Regions from separate parts of the Homo sapiens genome. Here regions 1, 2, 3 and 4 are each linked to region 5. The links are chromatin loops, found by intact Hi-C in ENCODE. Cell type or tissue: endothelial cell of umbilical vein. All regions are shown on one strand. Region 1 has its middle 48 kb from the start of LINC02530. Region 2 has its middle 81 kb from the start of LINC02530. Region 3 holds the start of LOC105374931 (a long non-coding RNA gene). Region 4 has its middle 100 kb from the start of LINC02530. Region 5 overlaps EDN1 (endothelin 1).

Region 1 (5,000 bases), 240 kb before region 5:
TATTTAAAATAAAGAGGAGTCATTGCTGTGAAGAGAGTTATTGCTAAACCCTGCATTTATTTTAGTATCAGCAGACCTACACCCCTCCCGTGGCATAATTCCGTTTCAAAAAGTAAACTAGAATCAGCAACATCACAAAGAAATGATAAGAATAGGGGCCAATAGGGACAGGGGAAAGAAACTGCCCTAAACCCTTTTGTGTTTTTCATTCCTTGTTAATTCATTCCATTTCTCAAGTCACTTCCCCTTCTAAGGAAAGGAGCAGAGATGCTCGGCATCTTCCTTTGGTTGCTACTTATCCAGATGGGTGGTAAGTCCATTGGGCAAAGGTCATGTCTACACTCCACAGACCTTTCAAAAATATTTACTATCTAGGTGGGAGCCAATCCTTGCTCACAAATCTGACCCACCAGAGAAAAGAATGCAGAGTCTGCAGAAACCAACCACCTTCCCCTTGTGCTCAGGTTAAACTTTCCACCCCGATGCCAGACCACAGAGAACAGCCGCTTCCTGGAAATTGGGCAGCACCGAAATGACCTTCAGCCAGTGTTGCCCTGGAGACCGTTGCAGTGTGTTGGAACCAGCCACGGGGCTGCGTGTCTCCGTGCTGACCTCACTGAAGGGAAGGGCAAGGTCAGGAGGCCACGGAAGAGCCAATTCTGTGTGGTATGTTGATTTGGGCAAATATGTTTATACATCAAACCTCTGTTTTTGGTGCTTCCATTTTCTAACTAAATGCTCTCCTCTTCCAAATTGTAGCACAGTGGCTTCTGTTCTCAGAAGGTTTGTCCCACACCAAACGGGAGCAGTCTATGTGATTGAGACTCTGGGTTTGGGGAGACCAAACTCTCCATAGCAGTGATTTAGGCATTTGAGGGATAATCAGAAGCGAACAGTGGAACCTGGCTTGCCTTTCTTTCATGCCATGCCAAGACTCTCGTCCTCAACCCTTTGCCCTCCATACCCTTAAAAGAAGACTGGGAATTGGGGGCAGTGGCTCACACCCATAATCCCGGTGCTTTTTTGAGGCCAAAGTAGGACAGTCACTTGACGCCAGGAGTTTGAGACCAGCCTGGGCACCCAGTGAGACCCTGTCTCTACAAAAAAAAAAAAAAAAAAAAAAAAGCCAGGTGTGATGGCTTATGCCTGTAATCCCAGCACTTTAGGGGGCAGAGGCAGGCAGATCACCTGAGGTCAGGAGTTGGAGTCCAGCCTGGCCAACACGGCGAAACCCCATCTCAATTAAAAATACAAAAATTAGCCAGTTGTGGTGGTGCGTGCCTGTAATCCCAGCTACTCGGGAGCGTGAAGCAGGAGAATTGCTTGAACCTGGGAGGCAGAGGTTGCAGTGAGCCGAGATCGTGCCATTGCACTCCAGCCTGGGCAACAGAGCGGGACTTTGTCTCAAAAACAAAACAAAACAAAACAAAATTACCCAGGTCTTTTGGCATGTGCCTGTAGTCCCAGCTACTCAGGAGGCTGAGGTGGTAGGATCAATCGAGGCCAGGAGTTCAAGGTTAGAGTGAGCTGTGATCTCACCACTGTACACCATCCTGGGCAACAGAGTGAGACCCTATCTCAAAATAAATAAATACATACATACATACTTTCATAAAATAAAAAATAAAATTTCACTTCTACTGCCCTTGCCTCAAATAAGAACTTGGAATGCTCAGCCTAGTTGGCTGTAATATGGGCTTTTAGGTGCTTAGGATTTGTACTTAAGGAACAAAGAACTTGCTATTTACCAGGTAGTAAAAAACACTTCAAGTCCTTAAACATTATTTTTACTGTAAGGGAAGCACTTGTCAGCCCCCCAGTCATTTCAGATATGATTTCCGAAAGGGACATTCTTTCATTCTTCTCTCCTTACAGGCATAAACATTCTGCATTTTAAACTGGAAACATACAATGTTATCTACTTCTGGTGTCTTATGTAACTTTCCAGGAATGCTGAAAGACTTTCCGGGCTCCGTGAGGTTGGGAATGGGGGAAAGGCAGAGGGGGCTGAAGGTGGGGGTTAGGGCAGACTCGAGGGACAAGGAAAAAATCCACTTTTTCCATACATCACTACATTGGCTGTTTGTGACAAGAAGTTATTGCAATTAAGATACAAGCCGGATGTGTGGGCTAAAAAACCTCAGCTGATATCACAAGCATTTATTGATAATGAAAACTTGGAGGAAGAGATCTGGAAAATTGTTGTCTTTAGTGGTTTCCTATGCAAGAGAACAAACCATATGGATTAATAAAAAAGTGCTCTACCTTATCTAGGAGAAGAAAAAACTGTTTATTTTGCTGCAAAAAGAATGTTTCTGTCAAGTCTTAAGTGTCAATCTTCTAGGTTAGGGCTTTACATTGCACACACCACCACATAAGTACATTGTCTTGCTTTAAACAATCATTTTGGCGTTGTTAAATGACCTGGCCAAACAGCCTCAGCTATAAGAATAAGGGATAAACATTCAGAGTAAATCAGCATCTATAAATCCTTGATCACGTGAGCCACTTTAACACAACCAAACCTGAATTAGCCTATCAGAATAGGTAATGACCCCTCTATACTTCATGAAGTAAAACGGGTTTCCTTTGAGAATATGCTATTTTCAAGCAAGACATTAGCAAGGAAATGCCTAAAATGTGTCCTGGAATATCTTTTGCAAATGCAATGAAAAGGTAATGGGAATAACAAGTGAAAAGAAGAACCCTCAAGGGACTAGTTTACCAGTACTATATAAGGCAGAAAATAAACCTTAGATAAACGCTAAGCAGAGAGTTAAAAATCTGGAAATATTAATATCATGCAGAGTAGAGATATAATAACAGAGTAGAGAAAGAGCATGAAGCTTTCTGGAGAGTTAAGCTTTAAGGTCTTTACTCAAAAACTAAATAGTGCATACAACGAGCCTTCATAAATATACACTCACCACATTCTTTCCTGTCTTCCTAAAGAAAGCACGTTGGAAATTACCATGTTTCCGGTTTTTCTTGGGTGACCATATCAGCATATTTTCTGCATCATCCTGTATATCGTGACTAAAAATGTCAGGTAAACTTACCACCAATAAAACAAAAACTGGATACAGATGGCTCCTCGAAAGGCACTAATCTACACACAAATATTGGTCTGCTAGGTTATTGATACCTATGAACTCAGGATTATACAAATGGGATGTTTATCTCACTAGGACTTTGATGGAACTTAAAACAGCTCAAATCTAGTCTGCATCAGCTCACATACTCTCTAGAAATCACTCAGGTAACTTGTTTGAGTTGGAACAAACCTGAAATTACAATAAGAATTTAGGTTGTTTCTGGAGACCTTCCAATAAAAGCTGAGAGCCAGAGAATTCAGACGAGTGGCCACAGCTTGTGTCAATTCTAGTTGCAAAGTGGCCCATGTTGAGTTTACCTGAGTCATAGGAAAGAGTGATGCCCTCCTGGAAGATGAGATGCATACCTATGAGGAACAATGGTAAAGCTCCTTGGTCTCTGGAGAACTCCTTACCAGAAGGCACTCAGTGGAAAGGGCCAGTTCACACCATCTGCTCTTGGCCAATGGTGGGATGGTCTACTCTCTATTTTTGTTTTCTCTCCTGTCACCCACAGTCCTAATCAGGTAACCAGGTACAGTCTTCTGTCTGGATCTTGCTGACAAAGCTGTGTGTGCAATGGATGCATATGAAGAAAATAACTTTCTTAGACATAAAGAGATTCATGTATGTTGTAGGCAAATGAAAAGACCCAGTAACTGGCACACTGGGACTTAATTCAGTTGCATTCTGACTAGGACCTCTGTTTCCCTGGCAACAGCAGCTCTGCAGACATAAAACTGAATTCCCTCCAGTGTTATAGAGAAGTGCACATAAGTGACTGTACGGGGGCTTTTATCCGGGTATGCTTGCAAAATCTTCCTGCAGCTTCCCTCTAACAGGGGGAGAAAGAGGGGATTTATAATATTTTCTAGACATGGAACAAATAATTACACAGTTTAAAGGCCCTTATCCCAAGTGTTGTTGTTCTACTATTTCTGGAGTGTCTTTTAGAGGGTTCTTATGGAAGTTTCCAAAAACAAATTAACCATTAAACGAGTCAACCCATTAGTGCGACTCCTGCCATTGGTCACCTTCTATATATGTACGCACACAGGCATTCATATGTGGATCATACTCTTTGGAAAACATGGGAGAGAAGATTCCGCAGCCATTCGGTTTCTTACTTACTTTCACCTATGTAATACAATTTATAGAGAAGGAGTAGATGTCAATAAAACACCACTCTTTAATTCTTCCTACTCAATCCACTCCTTATTGGGTAAGGACCATTACGTAAAATCACACTTGTTCAATATGCTCTGCTTGCCTTCTCTAACCTCTAGTCTTGGGGATTAGAGAGGAATTTACTATCTTGCTTTTAATTTATTCTATTTAGTCTCCATTATCCCTGTGGTTACTTTTCTACTGCACCACAGGATACCAAAATTGGAAGCAACTTTAGATACTGTCTTCTCCAATATTCTTACCTAACTAAAGTACGCATGCCCTCTACCATCCATCATTCTGGATAGACATGTAATTTGCAGCATGATGCCCCCAGTGGTAGGGAATCTGCTCCCATTTTTAGCAGCTGTAATTTTTAGAGGGTCTTCCATGCATTGAAGGGCCTCTAGAAATTCACAGGCTCCAGACAGAGGCTCCCCATGGCACCAAGACACAAATGCAAGGCTTCCATCACCTTCAGGATGTAAATGCTGCTGCAGAAATAATCAAAGAAGGTATGATTGGAATCTATAAAGCCATGTGGCATGAGATTTTCTTTCTTTATGTTGTAGAGTGTTTTTTTTCCTTGTCGAAGAGAAAAGATTTCTCAGTATTAGTCATTAGGGAATTATAAGTGGAGGTGTGTGTTCTTGCTTCCTTCTGACCACAGAAATTTACATCTAGCATCAATCTCACCTGCCAAAAAGGGAAGATGCAAATTTTGCAAGATAAAAATGTCAC
Region 2 (5,000 bases), 210 kb before region 5:
AATTATAATATAACCAATTCTATGAGGTACAGACAAACCAGAAGTTAACCCCGAAAGGTAGGTCCTGCCAGTTGACTGGAAGTTGCCCTAACAACCAACATCAAAGTATCAAGTTTCATGACTCCCATAATGGAGAAACAGTATTGTCCAACTCAATTTTTCTGTCAGCCAGATAGGCAAGTTCTAGAAATGCCACCTGCAAGTACCAAGTAAATATACTAATAAATAATAGTGATTCATTTCATGCCCTCTTTCCCCACCTATCCCTTTGATTATGAAAGAATTTGATAGACAATCTCAAGTAGGCATTTTCATTTGTTTAAAGAATTTAGAGAAAGAGCAGAAAATGTTTAGCCTACAGGGCACTTTCCCCAGAAGGTTAACTGCTTGACAAAAATGAACTTAGAAATATACCTTCTTGAGAAAAACTACAGCATTGGTTTTGCAGTTTATATCATGTGTAATCACTTCACATGTCAAAAAAGAAAAAAAATAGTTGGCTGTCTTAAGATACTATCTGCAACAAGCCTGTGCATGCAGCTCAATCTCTGTTACTTCTTTCTAAGGTAAGATCAGGTCCAAGAAGTGGCAGAAGTTGAAATGCGTTTTTATGCCCATTGTCGCTATGCATATTCACACATATGGAAAATTCTTATTAGCCATTGCCAAAAGACTTTTCTAAAATATTTTGTAGTGCATGGTTGCTTGGAAACATTGAGATCTCAAAATAAATAGTTCTGCCTTGTTCAAAATGTGTACAAATTGCACTAAACATAGACACTCAGACTCCTCCAAACCTCTAAGATTGATATCGTAAGGCCTGCCTCAAATGCATTTCTGGCAAAATCAAAGTCTTTAATTATCTTAAAAAGAGTAACATGTTAAAAATGTGCATGCGATTATCCCTTAAAAACACCATAAGAATATAAAGAAGGCCTTTCTCCTGACAGTACTCCAGGGCTACTCATCTGAGTGTTGGGAAGTCTAGGAGAATTTGCTGTTATTGACAGTTACAAATCACTCTCCAAGCACTTGTGTCCCATTCCCTGGATTTGGCCAATAGTACAGAGGAAAATGTTATGTTCTTCCTGGAAATCAGTGTTCATGTTGCCACTGATAATCACCTGAATAGTAATTTTGCCATTGTACCACTGCACGAAGGCATGCCCAGGAAGCCTTGCTTAGATCTGACATGTCTGCTGTCTTAACCAGCAGAACAAATAAGGAAGTAAACATGAAAGGTCTCGAGAGAAGCCCATGTGGATCAGTCTGGGGCTGAGATAAGAACTTGGGTATGCTTCTCATAGTTCAGACAAATGACAATGACAGTTTGAGTATTTCTACCAATCCTTCTTTTGGTAGTTATTAAGGGACACTGACTTAGTATTGCAAAACAAACTGAGCTACATCGATACGTGGTCCAATTTTTAAGACACCCTTTCCAGTCTTATTTGTCTCATATAGTATGCTAGATAAAAGGGAGATAAACTGTTTCCAACTTATCTAAATTGAGATGATGATTTGTCTTGGCACCAAATACAATTTGCAATTGGGATGTTGCTCTGGCATCTCGTCTCATCTGGGTTGTCTCGTCCCTTTTGTACACCCCTACTTGGAAATACTTGGAAATTCTATTGGAAGTTGAGAATAAAGGGCTCTTTATCTTCAAACATGATTTCCCTATTTATTATGCACTTTTTCTTTCCTTTGTTTCCAATCAAAATTCTGAGTTTCTCTCTGTTTATCTGTGAATCCCATGGCCTCAGACTTTAAAAATGGACTAAATAGTTAGAAAATTTGAATTTAGGGCTGATTCGATTCAGAAACCAAGTAAGCATTGTCTCCAAACATGAAGCCATGTTTCTTTGTAACCAAGGCTGCCTGTTTAGCTGGAATTTCTGTCTAAGATCACCCCTGGGTAACTAACAATTGAAACCTACAACGTTTTTGAAGATCAACTTTCCTCACTCAATGTATTGAAATTTTCAAATGTTCTCTTTGACAAGAGAAAAATAGCTTCAGATTTCATATTTGTACTAATGTGTTTCTAATTAATTGATTTTAATTTGATTCTCTGTGTTTTCTTCTTTGTAAGCTAATTCTGCTGTTTTCATACATGTTTTAGATAATGGCCTTACTTTTGTTTGCCTGCCTACAACAGAAATATCAGAAAGAAGAAAATCATCATTAGCATTAAATCATGGTCAAGCCAGAGAGTTCATGTAATATGGGGGTTTTATGGTTCACTGAATACAATCTCATCTCAAATTCATTTTCCAGTTGGTCTTGAATTTTCGAAAAGTCTAGAAGTGCAGCTGCGTTGTAGGTCATCATTCTATGCAGTAGTCATAATCAAGCTAGACACTAGGGGGCTGTGTGGAGTGAGGTGGTGGTAAGCTTAGTCTCCTGAATCAGGTTGACCAGGGTTAGCATATCTGCACTTACACTGTTGTCTCTGTGACCTTGTGTAAAGCACTGAACTTATCTGAGCCTCAGCATTCTCATCTGTTAAATGGAAAAAAAAAATGTGTATTCTGTCTCTATTAAAGGGCATTTACTGAAATCACCATCTTCACATAATGATAATAAGTGCTGTGTAAAAAGAGAAAAGCATCTTGTGGGTAATGCTTGATTAAATCCAATTAAAGTTAAACGGGGCTTTTTATTGCAGACGTTCCTGATGCATTACTGCATAAGATAAACCTCCACTGGAGGTATGAATTACATAGCATTGTCCAGACTTATTGGGAGACTCACAGAATACATGTTGGGAAGAGCTTATAGGCTTCCTAACACTGATGTGATCATTAAGCATAATTATGTACATTAAATGCTTATCTCAATATCTGCTGCATATCAATGCAGGCCGACATTTACTGAGCATTTCCTGTGTGCCACATGTCATCTCATTGCATAATCATGGCAATCTCGTGAGGCAGGTACCCTCATTCTCATCTTACAGGTAAGAAAACTGAGCCTTGGCGATGTTGACCAACTGCCCAGGGTCATATGGCAAGACAGTGTCAAACATGGAGCTTTTTGACTCCCCAGAGTCTGTCTGATACACTTTAATAAATGCTGTTCCCGGGTGGGTGTGTGGCTCACCCCTGTAATCCCAGCACTTTGGGAGTCCGAGGTGGGTGGATCACCTGAGGTGAGGAGTTGGAGACCAGCCTGTTCAATGTTGTGTGACCCCATCTCTACTAAGAATACAAAAATTAGCCAGGCATGGTGGTGTGTCCCTGTAATCCCAGCTACTTGGGAGGCTGAGGCAGGAGAATTGCTTGAACCTGCGGGGCGGAGGCTGCAGTGAGTCGAGATCGCGCCAATGCACTCCAGCCTGGGTGACAGAGCGAGACTGCATCTCAAAAATAAATGAATAAATAAATAAAAATAAATGCTGTTCTCAGTCTCTTCTTTTCCTTAGCTATCCCTGGGACAACTGTTACATTCTAATGCAAGCTATTAGCAGGACAGGCATCAAAGACAAAGATTCCCCTTAAGAGTACTATCTTGCTTTATAGCTTATCCAGAAATATTGCTAGACAATTCCAGGCCCCACATTCATTTCGTCATTCTTCCCTTCAACAAAGACATAGTAAGTAAGAACTTACTGTGTACGGGTCACTTCTCTAGGTAACGGAAATACGACAGTGAATAAAGCAGACAAAAACCCTTGCTCTCATGGAGTGCATACTCTCCTGTGAGAAAACAGACAAAAACAAGTAACTAAGTAAAACAAACAAACAGAAGTCATGGTAATAAGTGCAATGCAGAAAAATAAAGGAGGAAAAAGGAAAGAGAGTGACTTTGGTAGTGGGGAGAGGTTGGTGGCTGCACTTCTAAATAGGGTTATGCCAGAAGGCCTGGCTGAGATGGTGCCCTCTGGGCAAAGACTTGGAGGAAGGGAGCAAGGGATGGATCCAGATGGTATCTGGGCAGAATGTTTCAGGCTAAAGAAAGAGCAAGTGGAAAAATCCCAAGGTAGGGATGTGCCTGGTGTCTTCAGAGAATTGCGACATGCTCTCTTTTTTCCTATTTTTTTTTTTTTAGAAAAATCAACTTTTATTTTAGATGCAGTGAGTATATGTGCAGATTTGTTACATGGATATATTGCACCCAGGTAGTGAGCATAGTACCCAATAGGTAGTTTTACAACCCATGCCCTCCTCTCTCGCTCCCCATCTATTCATCCCTAGTATTTTTTGTTCCCATTTTTATGTCCCTGAGTACCCAATGTTAAGCTCCCACTTTTTTTAAGTGAGAACACATGATATATTTTGTTTTCTCTTCCTATGTTAATTTGCTTAGTATTCTGGCCTCCAGCTTCATCCATGTTTCTGCAAAAGACACGATTTCATTCTTTGTTATGGCCACGTAGCTTTCTGTGGTGTATATGTACCATATTTTCTTTATCCAATCCACCTTTAATGGGCACCTAGGTCAATCCCATGTCTTTGATATTGTGAATAATATGGCAATGAGCATACACGTGCACCTGTCTTTTTGATATGATAATCTATTTTCCTTTGAGTATATACCCAATAATGGGATTTCTAGGTTGAATGGTAAATCTGTTTTAAGTTCCTTGTGAAATCTCCAAATCACTTTCTACTGTGGCTGAATTAATTTACATTCCCACCAGCAGTGTATAAACTTTCTCTTTTCTCCATAGCCTTACCAGCATCTGTTGTTTTGGGGCTTTTTAATAATAGGTATTCTGACTGGTGTGAGATGGTATGTCATCATAGTTCTAATTTGCATTTCTCTGATGATTAGTGATACTGAGCATTTATTCATATGCTTCTTGGCTGCTTGTATGTTCTTTTAAGAAGTGTTTGTTCATATCCTTTGCCTACTTTTTAATGGGATTGTTTTTCGCTTGTTCCATTGTTGAAGTTCCTTATAGATTCTGGTTATTAGACCTTTGTCAGTGCATAGCTTGTGACACTTTTCTCTCATTCTGTAGGTTGTCTGTTTACTCTGTTGATAATTTCTTT
Region 3 (5,000 bases), 95 kb before region 5:
TAAGAAAGACCCATTAATTTAGACTCAAGGGAACAAAATAGGTGGATTAATATAACCTTGATTCTGAATATTTTGGCCAAAATCATATCAGATACTCTCCTAAGGGACTCCGAGGAATCAGTTGATACGTGGCTATGAAAACAATGACAAGAGAACATTTCTCTGTGTTTTAGAGAGGAAGGGCTGAAAAGGGGGCAGGGTAGAAGACAGAGCCTACCTTTCTTTGCCCTTCTACTCTCTGTTGCTGAAGCACCTGCCTCTCTTTCTTTGTCCTCTATAGTATTGATCACTGTATTATAATTGTCTACTTCTCTGTAGCCAAGTGACTACGTTATCTTGTGTGATGAAAACAATCAAGTCTATCTGCCTGAGAATTCTATCTTCAGTGTGTATTGAGCTTTTCCGCTGAATGAATTAATGAGTGACTGAATAAATGCATGACTAAATAATTGAGCATGCATACACTGTGCTAGGTGTATTTGGAAGAGTACTTCCACTTGCCTATTTCCTATCCACTTTTTAAGACCCAGCTTAAACATCATCTTTTATAGAAACTAATTTTCAAAATACCCAGAGAGAAGAAAAAATTATTCTACCGGGCTCTCTTTCTGCTCCATATGTCCTGCTTACAGCCAGTAGATTATTCAGGAATTTTTGACTTGCGTTCTACCTTTTAACGAATGTAGTAAAGTACTCATGGATGTAAGTGCTAGAGAGCTACCATTCAGAATGCAGCTCCAGGCTAATTTATTGACTCTGTTTTTTTTGTTTTGTTTTGTTTTGTTTTTTTGTTTGAGAGGGGGTCACTGGTTGCTAGGTGTCTGAGGATGGTGACATGGAGAATAATTTTTATGTACATGTATATACAATAGAAAATACCATTTAGGAGGAACAGCACTTGGTCTAACCCCTCAAAAACATAAAAATTTATCAAAACTCTCCTGGGATCAACCAAGGTGCTCTTACTTGTGATGGGAACAATGAACACTTTTAAAACAGATTTTATCAACTGTCATTCTAATACTCTTACGGGGACATAAAGGTATTTCTTAATAAGGGACATTTAACAGTACAATTCCTGCAAAACTGATTAAACCAAAAAATATTTCATTGTGTAGCATCTACAGTAAATCTTACCACCCTCTCTGCCCCTGCACAGCAAAAATAATCTATCCCTCCTCCCTGACAGAGCCTTAGAAAGGGAAAAGGAATTTGGTATTATCAATGTGCTGGTTTATCAGATATGAATTCATTTGTTTTTCTCAAAAAACAACTTATCAGCGTGAACAGAGCTGGCTGGCCCAAGTGTGAATTGTGCTCCAAATCCCCTTTCTGAGCTCCCCAGGGCTCAAGAATTTTTATCACCCAGTTTGTTTCCCCTGTTTGTGCTTTTTTAACCTCTTACCTATTGAGGTGACTTTCTGGGTCAGGATTCCTGTAAAGACACTAGGAATTAGCACTGCTGAAGGAAATATCCAGGTCCGGCTGCCTGATGGCCAGTCTGCCGGGTAGTATTTCAGCTCTGATGGGAGAACCCTGGACAGTTGGAAGTCAGATGAATTACCTGGAGATGGCCCCTCTTCATGCTGCCATTGTTTGTTTTCTCTATCTGGGCAGATTGGAAAATGTCCAATATGAAAGGCAGGGCTTGGGCCCAGCAGCCCTGTGCACTAAGTCAGCACACCAGGAGACAGAGAAAGGCTTCCTTCAGCCAAATCCCACTGCCTGCCTCACCTCACCTGGGAGGGCTTCTTCACATCCCACCATGGAGTGCCTTGGGGCTCATGAGCAGGGGACTCCTGGTCTCTGATGTCTGATATTGACTCATCTTGTCTGTGTTTTCAAGACATGCTCCCCTCTTGAAGCTTTTTGGCCACAGAATCACCTGTGGAATGTTGGATACCTATCTCCCTCACACAGATGTATGTGGGAAGGCTTAATTCAGAATGCCCCCCTTTTTTTTCTATCCCTTAAATAAAAAGCAAGCCAAAATAATTCAAATAAAAGAGACTGGAAGTACTCAGAAATCTCTCCAAAGGTAAAATGAATGATAAGTGTTGTCAATTGGGATTTCTAACTAGAAATATTGACAGAGAAGAATATAAGGCCTTCATTTTTTGTGTGTCTTTTGCTTTGGCTTCTATATATTACCCTAAATTGACATTTCTTTTAGTGTTTGTGAGACCTATATCCATACATACATGACACATCTTATGTGAGGGAGACCTGGAATTGAACCTGAGATAGGGTTGTCAGAAATTTTTGCAACTTACAGAAATTGTTTGTAGAATGGCACGGTATGGTTTGTAGTAAGAGTGTTGGTAAGGATCATAAAATTAGAAGGCTGCTGTTGTGTCTAAGGCTAGACTCATACTATCTAAGCAAGTTTGTTCAGCCTTTCTTATGAAAACTTCCCAAGGAAGTGACTCCATAACCTTCTGAATAAGGTCTTACAGCTGTATGGTGTCTGTGGAGAGCAGCTCAGCAAGGAAATCAAAGTCTAGGTCCCAACCAGCAAATCTGACAACTGTATGAGTCTGCACTCCTGGCTGAGGCAAGCATGAACCAGCTGTCAGGAGCCAGGTAGTCAAGGTAAAAGATCTGCAGCATATGGATTTAGCAGAGGTCAGAGCAAGGGAGAAACCAGGGATCCAAGGAGGTCAGTCATAGGTTATTGGGAAGACAGTTGTCTGAGGCCCAGGCACGGGAAATGCTGGAAAGCTAAGAAGAAATTCAGGTAAAACTACCTGCAAGTAGAAAATGATGCTGGAAACCTGATCCTTAGACAAGGGTCCATCACAAACCAAGGTTGCTTCTGTGGTCCTGGTTGTGGGCCTTCGATTAGGACAGGCAGGGAAGCATTTCACAATTGTCAGCCTGAACCAGTTGGAGCAGGAGCAGGAATCTAACTCTGAGCATTCTTACAAAGAGCAAACCTTACTGCAAAGAGGAAAACCACCTCGCCCCCGTAGGCCTTGCATGAGGACCTGCTCCTCGTTTTTTATTTCTCTAAGCTACCAAAGTCATTAACACCAAGTTATGCCTGCTTAGATTTTTCCAAGGTGGCTGCTGTCCAAGTGCATGACATCCTGCAGCTCCACGGAGCCTGGGAGACTGAGGAGCTCAACAGGGAAAGATTATCAAGCTCTCTTACAAAAGCAAAGCACCCCCCCCCACCACCCAAATTAAAATTCTGAATAGATTCGTTTGCTTGAAGTTCGTGTTTAAAGAAAGTTAAATTTCTAGTGAGGGCCAAGGTACCTCCTCTGCAAACATGGTAGAATTTAGTCTCCTCTTACTTGAAAGTTAAAAGACTGTGGTCATACAGTTATGAAGACGCATGTGTCTTCATGTGTATTTAAAATACCGTGATAGTACTCACCTCAGCAGCACATATACTAAAATACCATGATAATTCTTTACATTGCCAAAAATTAAATTGGTTACTTTTTGGCTCTTGCCATGCCATATATGGGGTAAAAATAATGAAATATCTCTGTATGTTTTCATTTTAACAGTTAAACTTTCATTTTCATTTTAAGTCACTAAAATATAAAGAAATCTTAATTATTTTCTATCATAGGTTCTGATTGAAGGAGAAACAATATTCATGTTCCATGTGTCAAGTATTAAGTAGTATGGCAACTTTTCCCTGTGATTTTTGAGGAACTTGAAAATTATTTAGAAATTTCCTACATGTCTTATGATAGATTCAGAAGCCTTCATAAACACTAATAATTAGCATTGCTAAGGTTTTCTGGTAGAACTTCAGCTCCAGTGGGGAAAAAGGGTCTACATGCTGCCATCATTTTCTTTATCTGGGAACAGTGGAGAATATCCAAAGCAAAAGGCAGGGCTTGGTCCCAGCAGCCCTGCGTGCTAAGTCAGCCTAGATAGATTCAACTACCACACTCTCATCACACACTCATTGGACCTATCACTTCCATGGCATGCACTGTGTCTATGTATGTCCTTAACTTGTGTCTCTAGCGTCTTGCCTGGAATTCATAAGTACCTGTTGATGATGGAATGAATTCTGTAATTGTACACAGTTCAACCTTGCCTATAGGATAAAGTCCAGATTCCTTTGGCATTGCAGACTTCCCAGTGTGACTCCAATCTCTTCTTCCACTCCTATTTCTCATCCATGTCCTTTATTTTTCTTCCTCTCCTAAACTGATCTCTTCACAATCCCAAGAACACATCTAATGTTCCTTCATCTCTAGGTTTTTTCTTCTATCACTAGGAGTACCTGCGAGTAATATCCTAACATCTTTTTGAGTTACTGAATTCCTACTAATTTGTTAATGTATAGTTCAAGTTCAACTTTTACCCTGAGGTCTTTCCTCTGCTGGACTTCATTAAAAGTTATCATCTGTACCACTTGCTTGACACTTACTATTCCACGTTTACGTCTTTATTAAACTATGCCTTGTCTACCCATTTACATTCTAAAGTTCTTAGAGACAGAGTCTATGTCTTTAATACTCATCTCTAATTCAATCTTTCATTTATTGATTGATTCTATCATTTAACTAAAAAACATTTATTGAGTATCTATCATGTACAAACACAAAGTTGTAAGGGAAGAAAGAGAAATTAAACATAGCTCTTACCTTCAAAGATATTAAAATTAGCAAGAAAACTCTTTCCACATAATAAATTTCAATATATAACAACTCATTATTGATGGATTACCATAGAAGGCAGTCATACTTCTCCATTAACACAGAATTTAAAGGGCTCTTGCATCAGAATTATGAAGGTATCATTACATTTAGGAATTTTTTTATTTAAAAAAATTCAAATACATGCATGATATCATACCAAGTTGAATTTCTGTCAATCCAACAATGCTATCAAAATAAAGATTGTATATCCTATAACTAGTGTCTCTACCTGAGAAAAATCAGAAACAGTAAAAAGTGATACCAATTATTTAGGAGCTCATTGATAACTTGGTTTTCTATAGGAGCTGCTGAAGAGTAAGATGCTGTTCA
Region 4 (5,000 bases), 190 kb before region 5:
CAGTCTGAATATTTTGTCTCGGTGTCAACCCCCAACATATGGTAATTTTCAATGACTGCCAGACGAAATGACGAACTTGGAGGTAGAAGGAAAGTTGTTTATTCATGTTAGCAATGTGTAGAAACCTGTTTACAGAAATTTTTTAAAGAAGGGTATTGGCTGTTTCAGCCAATACTTGGGTAGGAAAGCTACCATAATCCTGAAATCTAAAGCACAAACACAAATGCACAATCAAAATTAAACTTTACAATAAAATGTATAAATATACTTCCAAAGAGACTTAGCATTCTATTCACTCATACAAGGAAACTTTTGCTTGTATCTAAAATTATTTAGGATCTGGCCAACAATGTCACAATAAGAAGTTAGGAAGATAAAAATGAAAAAAAAAAAAGTAGAATTCTTAACAGCATGGCAAAGAGAGTGTTTTAAAATTAATATTAGGAAATGTATTATCTAAAATTTAAAAGCATAAAAGCATAATCCTTAAAATATCATACTGATTCACTCTGCTGCTAATTCCTAACATATATATATATCCATAATAGTAATGAATTAAAAGTAATAATTGTAGATCTAGATTAATTTGGACTCAGGTATATTTTTTATTGGATCTCCCAGGGCCAACTTTAACCTTCTGAATTGCATCCTAAGTAAATAGGACCAAGACTGAAATATCACACCTGAGCCTTGACAATCCAAACCTTCCTAGTAAAAGTTTGACTTTGGTATGTACATATCTTTGTTTCCCAGGGTTCAATTTCAACAGTATGGCCGATATCTTGCCAGTCTTCTTTCTTCCAGGCTAATTTTCATGAAGCTTGCTTACAATGAGAAGAGTGCTTTCTGCTGCAAGTCCTAAGAAGAGAGTGATGATGACAGGGTTGTATCTTCTCATCATCAAGCCACCACCCGGAGAGGGGAAAATAGTGAATCCAGACATTGTGCTTCCCTCCTCAGAATTCTCCTTGCATTGCATTTTTAAAAAATCTGGGAATCAGTAACCATTCCTCTCCCCAACATCCGTCCTCTTTAAACAACAACTGTGATTCAAGCTAACAATCTGTAAAGATGAAAATTGGAGGTTATTGAGGATTGATCCTAAAAAATATTTTTTTCTTTCAACTCTCAGAGGAGAGCTGTATGTTGTCTCCCTGCTTGTTTAACTGCTTTCTCCCTTTTGCCACGGAATTTGCAATATCTGTATGAAATATAGATTTTTTTCAATTATAAATATCGTTATGCATCTGAATCTTCAAACGTTGCTGCCCTTGACTGACTCACACACACCAGTGTTCTGCCTCTGGCTATGAAAGCTCTTCTACTTACGCCAAAGCCAAGAATGCAAGTAGAGAAATAGGAAAGAAGAATCCAGAAGCCTCATGTTACCCCCAAGATTGCTGACAGATTTTTGTTTGTTCGTTTGGTATGTATATGCAGATGTAGTTGTCTTTAACTTTATCATTGATTTCCATCGTTATTACAGTGTTGGGTGAGAGAACCTGTTTATGTTACCTGCGACATTATGAGAAATGCAGATGTAGGAAAATAAACGTATTTGGCTTAGTTTCACAAAGCAAATTTACCATGGCACATGCCTCAGCTAAACCTGTTTTCAGACTCTTCAAGTTCTTTTTTTCTGTCTTCTTTTTTTCTGTCTGTTCATCAAGAACAGACTCATGTGCCCCTTTCGGCCCGGGATTTGTAGTAGAATTCGATGAGGAAAGAAAGTTGATATAATTATGCATCGTTATCAAAATTATAGTCAATAAAACCTTTCAAGTAAGTGGGTAGTTAATTGAGATCTAGAAGGCATTTGGGCTTTCTGGCTTCACTGGCCAGCTTGCAGTCACCTGAGTGCACAGAAAACTGCTTGTTTTCTGGAATATTTTCATGGTTGTGAAAATTGATAATGTATCACTGTTAGGTCTGATTTTGTTTCCTGTCCAAAGAGGAAAGGTCATCCTCCTCCTTATTAAATTTTGAAAAATAAATAACCACAGCAGTATCTCAACAGACTCAATGTGTTTATTTTACACTACAAGAATGTGAAATAATTGGACAGTATGTCACAGGGGGAAGAAAACTAGGAGAGCAGCTTGCCGGGTTTAATAAATTAACTTTGGCTCTATTTGCTGAAAAGATGATTATTGACAGTTGCGTATCTTGTTTATGAGCACACACCTTAAACTTGATCAGGAGGAAAGAGAAAATACTCAAAATTCTTGCTGATGAAAGAGCTTTTCCCGGCTTAGGGCAATTGCTTCAAAGAAAAAGTACAAAGGTTTGAACTTCCCACCCATGTGTTATTGGACAGGGAAAAAGGAAACATTTCATAGAGATAAGCTACCGTTTTGAATATTGAAGGAATTTAAAAGCAAAAATATCAGTATTGACACAATTACAGATACCGGTCTTCTTTAGAAAACATGCACCACTTTTTTTCTTTGTGGCTTAAAGAAAAAATTAACTTCGTGAATACCAGTCATCTACATGCATTAAATATAAGACAGGAAAACTTCTCTCTGCTCTTATCGCAAGTTAAGAATATTTTCTTTTAAATGCGACTTACCTTTTAAGATGAGTGAGGCTGAGTAAGTAAGGAAATGTTAAGAGGTGACTTTAAAAGAAACTTAACCATGCAATCTCTTATAGGTGACTCAACCTGTGATGGAAGTTAATTGCTATTATTAATTATAATTATTATTTTAAGTCTATGTTTTGAGGAGCTTCCAGAACTTTCTAACTCTGACAGCACCTGTCAGTAGGGAGGTAATGGGAAGGAGCATGTACCCATGGTATGAAATGCTTCTGCTGCTTAAGTCACAAAGTCACAGGGGGAACCGGAAGTACCCACAATTTCTCCCCAAGAAGCATGCACTTCAGCGGTGAATACAGACTTAGTCACAGAAGAGAGGTGAGGTCAGCGAACGACAGCAGAAACAGGAATCCTCCAGATACCAGACCTATTACCCAGAAGGTGGTTTTCTGCCAAAAATATCAGCTTGTAGACTGCTTATCTGAAAGGAGAGCTGCTGCCCATAGGTGACATATGGCTTGAGGACCAAACTGGAAAGTGAAACCACTGCTTTAAGAAAAAGAGCCCAAGAACCCACGAGATGCTCTCCTCAGAGGAAGAAGCTTCTTGATTTCAGTCCAAATCCATAAAACACATGAGAATCTTGAATATGTTCTTATCCAAATCGGTCATTATTGATCATCAACTGTAGTCCTAACTGCTGTACAATACCATCTATTGCTTTTATATCTGAAGTTCTGCACATCTAACAAATTTTTTCCATTAAAAGACTGCTGTCATTCGAAGCATTTTATAATTTATGAAGCACTTTCACCAAAATAAATCTGTTCCTTTCTCAACCTTCCTTAAAAATCAAGTGACCTGAAGTTAGAGTTAGGGAATAGGCCTAGATCTAAGACCTGAGAGTTTGGCCCTTTCCAAAAAATGTCATATAGCCCAATGGCACGATAAGAAGAACAACAAAAACTGTAACAGTAATAATAGCTGCCACTTGGTACTTAGACCAGAGAAAGAAATTTCCTACAAACCTTACAAGCAAAATCCCATTTTGCAGAGGTGGAAAGTGTTGTTCACATATTCGTGTAGCTCTCCTAAGGTCTTGGATCCTAAAGAATGGCAAAGCTCAGAGAGTAAACCAGGTCATCTGTATCTAATTTGTTCCTCTTTTCGCTGCATAGACTGTCAGCTAGTGCAACTTAACATTTTCAGAGAAGAGAAATTTTCATAATTCTTGTCTGGCTATAAAAGGTTGAGAGAACATACTCCCAAGCTGGGATATTCCTCTTTGAGCACGTATTGATATTTTGTTATTATTATTACTTTTAAAAATAGCTCTTCATTTGGTTCTATAATCTGGTAATTAAGGTAAACAATACACTATGAGTAGTGTGAACTCTCATGAATACAAAGGAAGTGCACAATTTTACGCACTTTAAGATGAGATGTGGTAAAGAGATACAGATTTTAAAGACCATGAAAGCTAAAGCTGTAACTATGCAGAATGGTATTTCATTAGCAAATTAAAAGTTCTGCAGCTCGTTAACATCTTTGTTGATAGGTGGGCAAGAAATCAGGAACTTAGGGTGCTGATTAATTTATACACCTGTCATAGGAGCATGTAACCTTCTGCCACCATTGTAAGACAGGCAAGAATAAACTATAAAACAGTGGATGATACTGTTTCCTATCCCTCTTCTTAGAAATTATCCTAAGTAACCTTTGAAACAGCTTGTCCTATAGGGGGCCCCTCTGTGCCTGTGCATTCAGGATCACCTTTGTCTCTTCATTTCACTTTCCCTCATGTTTTGTTGTTCTGTTCAGTCTTCATGCCAACATCTTCAGGATTCTTGCTTTCTTCCCCATCACCCCTGTTGTTACAAACAACAGTATATAATCAGCTCTCACTCAGATGATCAAAATCTCACCTAGCCTGACTTCCTGCATCCCTCTTTGAAATGCATTCTGAAGATAACTGCTAAAATAATTTTCATCAAATGTAATTCACATCTTATTAGAAGCCAGCTCCAAAGATCCCAATAACTCCCCATCACACTTATGATGAAAGCTAAGTTCTAGATTGTGAGCTGGTTTCTTTCTGCCTTCTTCTCAATACTTGCTTCCCTCGCTGTCCTTATGCTTTTTTCCAATAACGCTTCCTTCAACAGCCTCACTCATGAAGCTCTGGTCCAAGTTGCTAATAAGGAATAAAAGGTCACTAATTAGAGCTTTGTTTGCCTCACTCTCTCTCCCCACCCCTCACTGGGGAAGATGCAGCCATCAGCTTTCTGCATGTCACACCATCCTCAATAAATCTATGACTTGTTCTCTTTCACCATCTGCTGTTCACCCTTTTTTACAATTTGAGTTACTGTTTCTTTTTTTTTTTTTTTCAGCTGCCAGGGTTTTGAAGCCTCCATAGCTTTAATAGAACATATGTTCATCATCATCAATTATTTTATGA
Region 5 (5,000 bases):
CCCTACAGGCCAACATCAGGAGGTTGAAGACCTAGCCCAGCCAGAGTCTATCAGGAGCCTGCCCAACAGCTCTGTCCCAGCTTTTTCTAATTGGTCAGTGCCCATGCCATGTCAATGGCCGCTTAATATTGTGATTATTAGCCCTGGATACTTCCACAGCAACTTACACAGAAGGGGACTGGAATGACTCGGAATGTGAAAAATAACAATAGGATGCAGAAACCCAGAAAACTCTAAACGGGCAAAACTGCATGCCGGACTCCCGATGTGCTGCCTTTCTGAGCTACGGGCAGCCTGTCATCCCTGGGACCCAACATTTCCATCATTCATTGTCTCCAAGGCCGAAGCCCTTCTCTTTTTACTACCTAGTGGCACCAGCCCTAGCTCTCTCTCTGATTACTGCCCAAGATTTGAGGAAATTTGATGGCCGCTGCCATCACATTCATCACTCTATTTCCTCCGATGTATTGGCTCTGTGGCCAGTAGTTGTCAATGAAGTTGTCATGGCTTCATGGCACCAGATTTGAGGCAAGCTTTGTAAATGCCAGCAAGTTTTCTGCCAACCATGCATTGTCATAACAAGAATGATGCAGTAAACAAATAATCATACGACAGAGACGTTCAAAACTAGGGCTCAGGGTACATACGGAGCTTTGATCTTCCTAAGAGAATAAGAACAAGTTCATTCCACTCACAGTTCACTCACAAGCTGGAAATAATCTACGTTAGTCCAAGTTGCAGGTCCAGTGTATCCCCTTGGCTCTGGAGGAGTTTAAGAAGAAAGGGTCAGGGGTCCCGGGTTCTGGTCTTGCTATTTGCCTGATGTTGGACTCTGGATGAGTCACTCACCCTCTCGATATGTCTCTTTCCTTGGTTGGCTGATGGATACATGATATGGTTCCAGCTTCCCGAAAGGATTGTTGTGTGAGGGTAGGGGTCGAATGAGAGAAAGGATGTGAAAAGCTACAGGAAACCAAATTATCTACAAAGATGAGAGGTTACTGTGAAATGTGTAACATTCACTTGCAGTAGATAAATTCTGAGCTCCAGACCCAAAGTCCCCAGGAACTGTGAGTATAAAGGTGAGATAAAGCCAATGCAGAAGGGACTCTATTAAGAACATAAGCTTGAAAGCAGTGTTTTACACATTGAGAACTTAAATGTGAAAACAGGCATTTTCAAGACCTTAGAAACAGAGAGGGGGAAAAAAAAAAGCAGACCACTGCCTTGCATTGTAGAGTAAAAGAGAACTGACCGGGCCAGGCACAGTGGCTCACGCCTGTAATCACAGGACTTTGGGAGGCCAAGGTGGGCGGATCACCTGAGGTCAGGAGTTCGAGACCAGCCTGACCAACACGGAGAAGCCCCGTCTCTACTAAAAATACAAAATTAGCCGGGCATGGTGGCACATGCCTGTAATCTCAGCTACTGAGGAGGCTGAGGCAGGAGAATCGCTTGAACCCAGGAGGCAGAGGTTGTGGTGAGCTGAGATAGCGCCATTGCACTCCTGCCTAGGCAACAAGAGCAAAACTCCATCTCAAAAAAAAAAAAAAAAAAAAAAAAAAAGAGAACTGACCGAGAGATTTCCCCCTTCACTCAGATAGATTCTTTGGTGAGTAAAGTCTAAAAATAATAATTAAAAATTCTTGGTTATATTCTATTTTATCCTATAGACATTTACTTAACGATGCCATGAGATAGCCTCCTTATAGTCCTTTTTTCTTCCCCTGCATTTCTTCTCTTTCCTCTTGAGGGGATGGGTCTGCTAGCACTGTCTACAAGGCTGGGAGGCAAAGCTTTCAGAAAGACTGATTTTGGCTTTAGTACCCAGAGCCTTCTAGCAAGGTTTGCCTGGGCATCTGTTTCTGCAGACCTCCAGGGGCCCTCTGGCTGAAATAGTCGTGCTTAACTTAAGTGTTCAGGCTCCAGAGATGCTACAGCTCCTTCTGTGATCTTAGGTGAGTCACCTCCCTTTTTGGGCCTTGGATTTTCACCTGGAAAGACAAAATGTTGCTCTTTCTTAATGTCAGCAAGAGTTCTCCTGAGGGAGCTCTAGATTAGTCCAATACCCAAGCTGTGTTTTGGGGGAGTACAGGCAGTATCAAAGCCAGTGGATCCATCAAAAAAGATGCCAATCTCTGGTGGTGCAAATGAAGTACCTATTAGTAGGTGTTCCCTCTGCCCTGGCAAAAGTTACCACATTCCACCTAGAGTTCTCTGGTTTCTGGAGTTCTGAGATCAAAGCTTGCCTGGGCTATCAGTGTAAAGAGAGAAAGCTGTCCTAAGTGGGTTTCCAGAAACCATGCTTTTACTGGAAACAGAGCAAGAAATGTGACAGACCATCCCATCAGTTTACCCTTCAAGCTGATGTGGACTGTAATATAATTGAATGTTTCGTCTTCATGTTTGAAAAATATTAATTTTCTGTGAGTCTCCCAACTTATTTACTGCAAATCCTCATGCCCTAGAGTGTCTACATCATCCCTTTCATTTTTCCTACTGGATACTGAAGCAGGAAGCATGGGAAAGGGGGGCTCAAGGGTTTGACTGATGAAAAACCCAACCAAAACTCATCAATCTGACTTACTATGCTGTCCTTTGGACTGTTTTGTTCAGTGGCTTCTCTGATTCTGACTTCCTCTTAAATGTATTAGATCCATGTCTTCTAAGCTCAGATCTTTATTTTTTTTCATGCCACTTCAACTTCTTTATGTAATCTCAAACTCTTTCTCAGAGGTATGAAAGAAACTCCCCTCAACTCCCTTGTTTCATAGATGAGAAAACTCACGATAGAAGGAAATTGAATCGTTTGCTCAAGATTAAATACTGGCCAAGTTCAGACCAAGCACCTTGTCAACATGGGCAAAACTTCAAAATTTTCTTCAGAGTCACGCACTGAGAAACAGTTTATGGATAAAGTAAGCTTTATAAACAATTCCCCAAAGACATTGGACTGTGCCTTAAAGAGAAAAATGAGGATCAATGAGGACGGAGACTCTGCACAGGACATTGATTACGCATGCCTGAAGACTGTTATTTGAAATCCTTCTGATGTGTCACTGTTAGGACGACAGTGATCACTACATGCTAATATTTGTTAAATGCCAGGAATTCCTTCAGACACTATTAGAGAAGGGCAAGGAAGATTCTCGAGGGCTAATCAAGCTCTTAGAGAATTCAGTTAGTAGTGACCATTTGCAATACTGCAATTGCAATACTGTGCTCTCCAGTGAGCTGACAAGGCCAGCCAAGGCAAAGTGGAGAGGAAGTGGTGCTTTGTGGCAGAGGACCTAGAATCAGTACCTGGTGTCTCTACCTCCATGGGCACACGGCCAGTCCTAGGCTATCACGAAGAAGCAATGGTACTCAATGTTCCTTAAGAAACAACATCCTTAATGTGAGAAAATAAAAAGCCATTGGAAACCTCTACTTGCTCTGAGCAGGCCATTTTCTAAAAGCAACTTTGGTATATAACTTTGTATAATTAGGTATGTTTTGGGGGGTTGTCTTGCCATTACTTCCTTCAGTCCATTAATATGGATAAAGCATCTCTCACCACACCATCAGCTTAAACTGTTGAATCCTGCCTAATAGCCTGAGCCAAGTTAATGGATGAAGTCCCTGGAGAATTTTTCAGGTGAAGGAGAAGCAGGAGGCTGCTACCCAAGAGAAGACAGAGGTGTTAAAGCTGCTTTTTTGTTTTGTGTTTTTACCTCAATGCAGTATAAAATCAACATTTAAGATACAGATAAAATTCTTTATATAATTAGCTTAGACCGTAATATCCTTCTAATTGTCACTTTTCTATGAAACCGTCTTTAACCATTTATTTGCCTTTATGGTACTTAATCACGTTGGCCCACTCCTTACAAATTTCAGTAATGATTCCAAATCAGTACAGTAAGGAAAAAAATATTTATTTTCTAAAGTCATTACCTTGACAGGCAAAACAAAGCATGTTCTCAATTTCATTTAGAAATACATATTTTAAAAATACATAGACCAATATGGCCTGCCCAAACAGATATTTAACATGGTAAATATAAGGAATAAATTGTTTGAATATAAATATCTATAAAAAAATAAGTACATCAAAATTCAATCCAACCTCTTTCATTAGCCGGTTATATAAAGGAAAATAATTTTACTGCTTTAAAGCGTAACAAACACTTACTTTTCAATATATTTCATAAACAACCCTATACCATTGTGTCTCCAAAAATCAAGGACAGGGAATCTCCTGATTTAATGATCTTTTTTTTCTTATGGATCAGAGCTAGTAGATTACCATGAAAATATTATATCTACTGCTGACACATTAGACCAGACTTCTACGAGGCTAGGATTTAGTATGGGGGATGGAGGAAGGGGCAGCAGGGGTGGGAAGAGTTTGGGGAGGCAATAATTAAATGTGGGAAATACTTCTGCCAGAGTGCAATATAGGTGAGGTAGACTCATATTCATGAAACATATCCTGATTTATGGTAGTAACAGTTTCATTCAGTTTTGCATTTTACAAATTTAAACAAAAGTCTTTCTTTTTTTTTTCTTTACTTGCATGTTTGTCTTTTGAGTGTGTTTTCAATTTGTGCATTCCTTAGAAAATCTTTGTGTGGACTTTGGAGTTTCTCCCTGAAATGTGCCAGGCGCCTGAGTCAGACACAAACACTCCCTTAGGACCTTCGTCAGAAACTCCACCCCTGTGTGGAATCTCCTTCCTCTCTCTCTCTCCGGAGGATGCCACCCGAATTCGAATGTGACTGTGTGTTTCTGCTGAGAGGTCCATTGTCATCCCCAGATGAAAGAAGAGACCAAAGCAGTTACCACTGATGGAAGCCAGTGAAGATGGTTGGGGGAACTCCTTAACCTTTCTTGGAATGTTTTGAACGAGGACGCTGGTCCTTTGCCAGTCAGGAACCAGCAGAGGATGCTCCTGCTCTGATCCCAGCCAGGGTGGAGAGTGCAGAGTCGGCCACAGGGCTCTCCGTGGAGGCTATGGC

What was found. Peaks named below come from ENCODE experiments on the same cell type or tissue, not always from the same donor. Only the 100,000 strongest peaks of a DNase experiment are listed, where the experiment ranks them.
Region 1: a loop joins it to region 5, with 6 times the contacts of the local background. A loop is called at or near these places in 3 of 110 quality-filtered maps.
Region 2: a loop joins it to region 5, with 9 times the contacts of the local background. A loop is called at or near these places in 16 of 110 quality-filtered maps.
Region 3: it touches region 5 in a loop (5-fold over the local background); 9 of 110 quality-filtered maps call a loop at or near these places.
Region 4: a loop joins it to region 5, with 5 times the contacts of the local background. A loop is called at or near these places in 12 of 110 quality-filtered maps.

Annotation. Positions count from the first base shown.
Region 1 is chr6:12,534,595-12,539,594 of GRCh38, reverse strand. No RefSeq gene overlaps it. Among named protein-coding and RNA genes, the nearest start is that of LINC02530, 48 kb to the left of the region's middle. In endothelial cell of umbilical vein, no CTCF peak of the experiment used is centred here; DNase peaks (open chromatin) are centred at 574, 1,954 and 2,974; H3K27ac peaks cover 3,911 bases.
Region 2 is chr6:12,501,933-12,506,932 of GRCh38, reverse strand. No RefSeq gene overlaps it. Among named protein-coding and RNA genes, the nearest start is that of LINC02530, 81 kb to the left of the region's middle. In endothelial cell of umbilical vein, a CTCF peak has its summit at 2,374 (motif pointing right); no DNase peak of the experiment used is centred here.
Region 3 is chr6:12,390,732-12,395,731 of GRCh38, reverse strand. LOC105374931 (a long non-coding RNA gene) reads right to left here and starts at 258. Exons shown (of 3, transcript XR_926488.2): 1 at 218-258. In endothelial cell of umbilical vein, no CTCF peak of the experiment used is centred here; DNase peaks (open chromatin) are centred at 1,351, 2,421 and 3,061; H3K27ac peaks cover 2,296 bases.
Region 4 is chr6:12,481,869-12,486,868 of GRCh38, reverse strand. No RefSeq gene overlaps it. Among named protein-coding and RNA genes, the nearest start is that of LINC02530, 100 kb to the left of the region's middle. RefSeq lists enhancers at 3,096-3,175, 2,215-3,414. In endothelial cell of umbilical vein, no CTCF peak of the experiment used is centred here; DNase peaks (open chromatin) are centred at 2,528 and 2,948; H3K27ac peaks cover 2,375 bases.
Region 5 is chr6:12,296,091-12,301,090 of GRCh38, reverse strand. EDN1 (endothelin 1) reads right to left here. Exons shown (of 5, transcript NM_001955.5): 5 at 3,897-5,000. Among named protein-coding and RNA genes, the nearest start is that of EDN1, 8.2 kb to the right of the region's middle. In endothelial cell of umbilical vein, no CTCF peak of the experiment used is centred here; DNase peaks (open chromatin) are centred at 1,090, 1,820, 2,760, 3,310 and 1 weaker place; H3K4me3 peaks cover 872 bases; H3K27ac peaks cover 3,123 bases.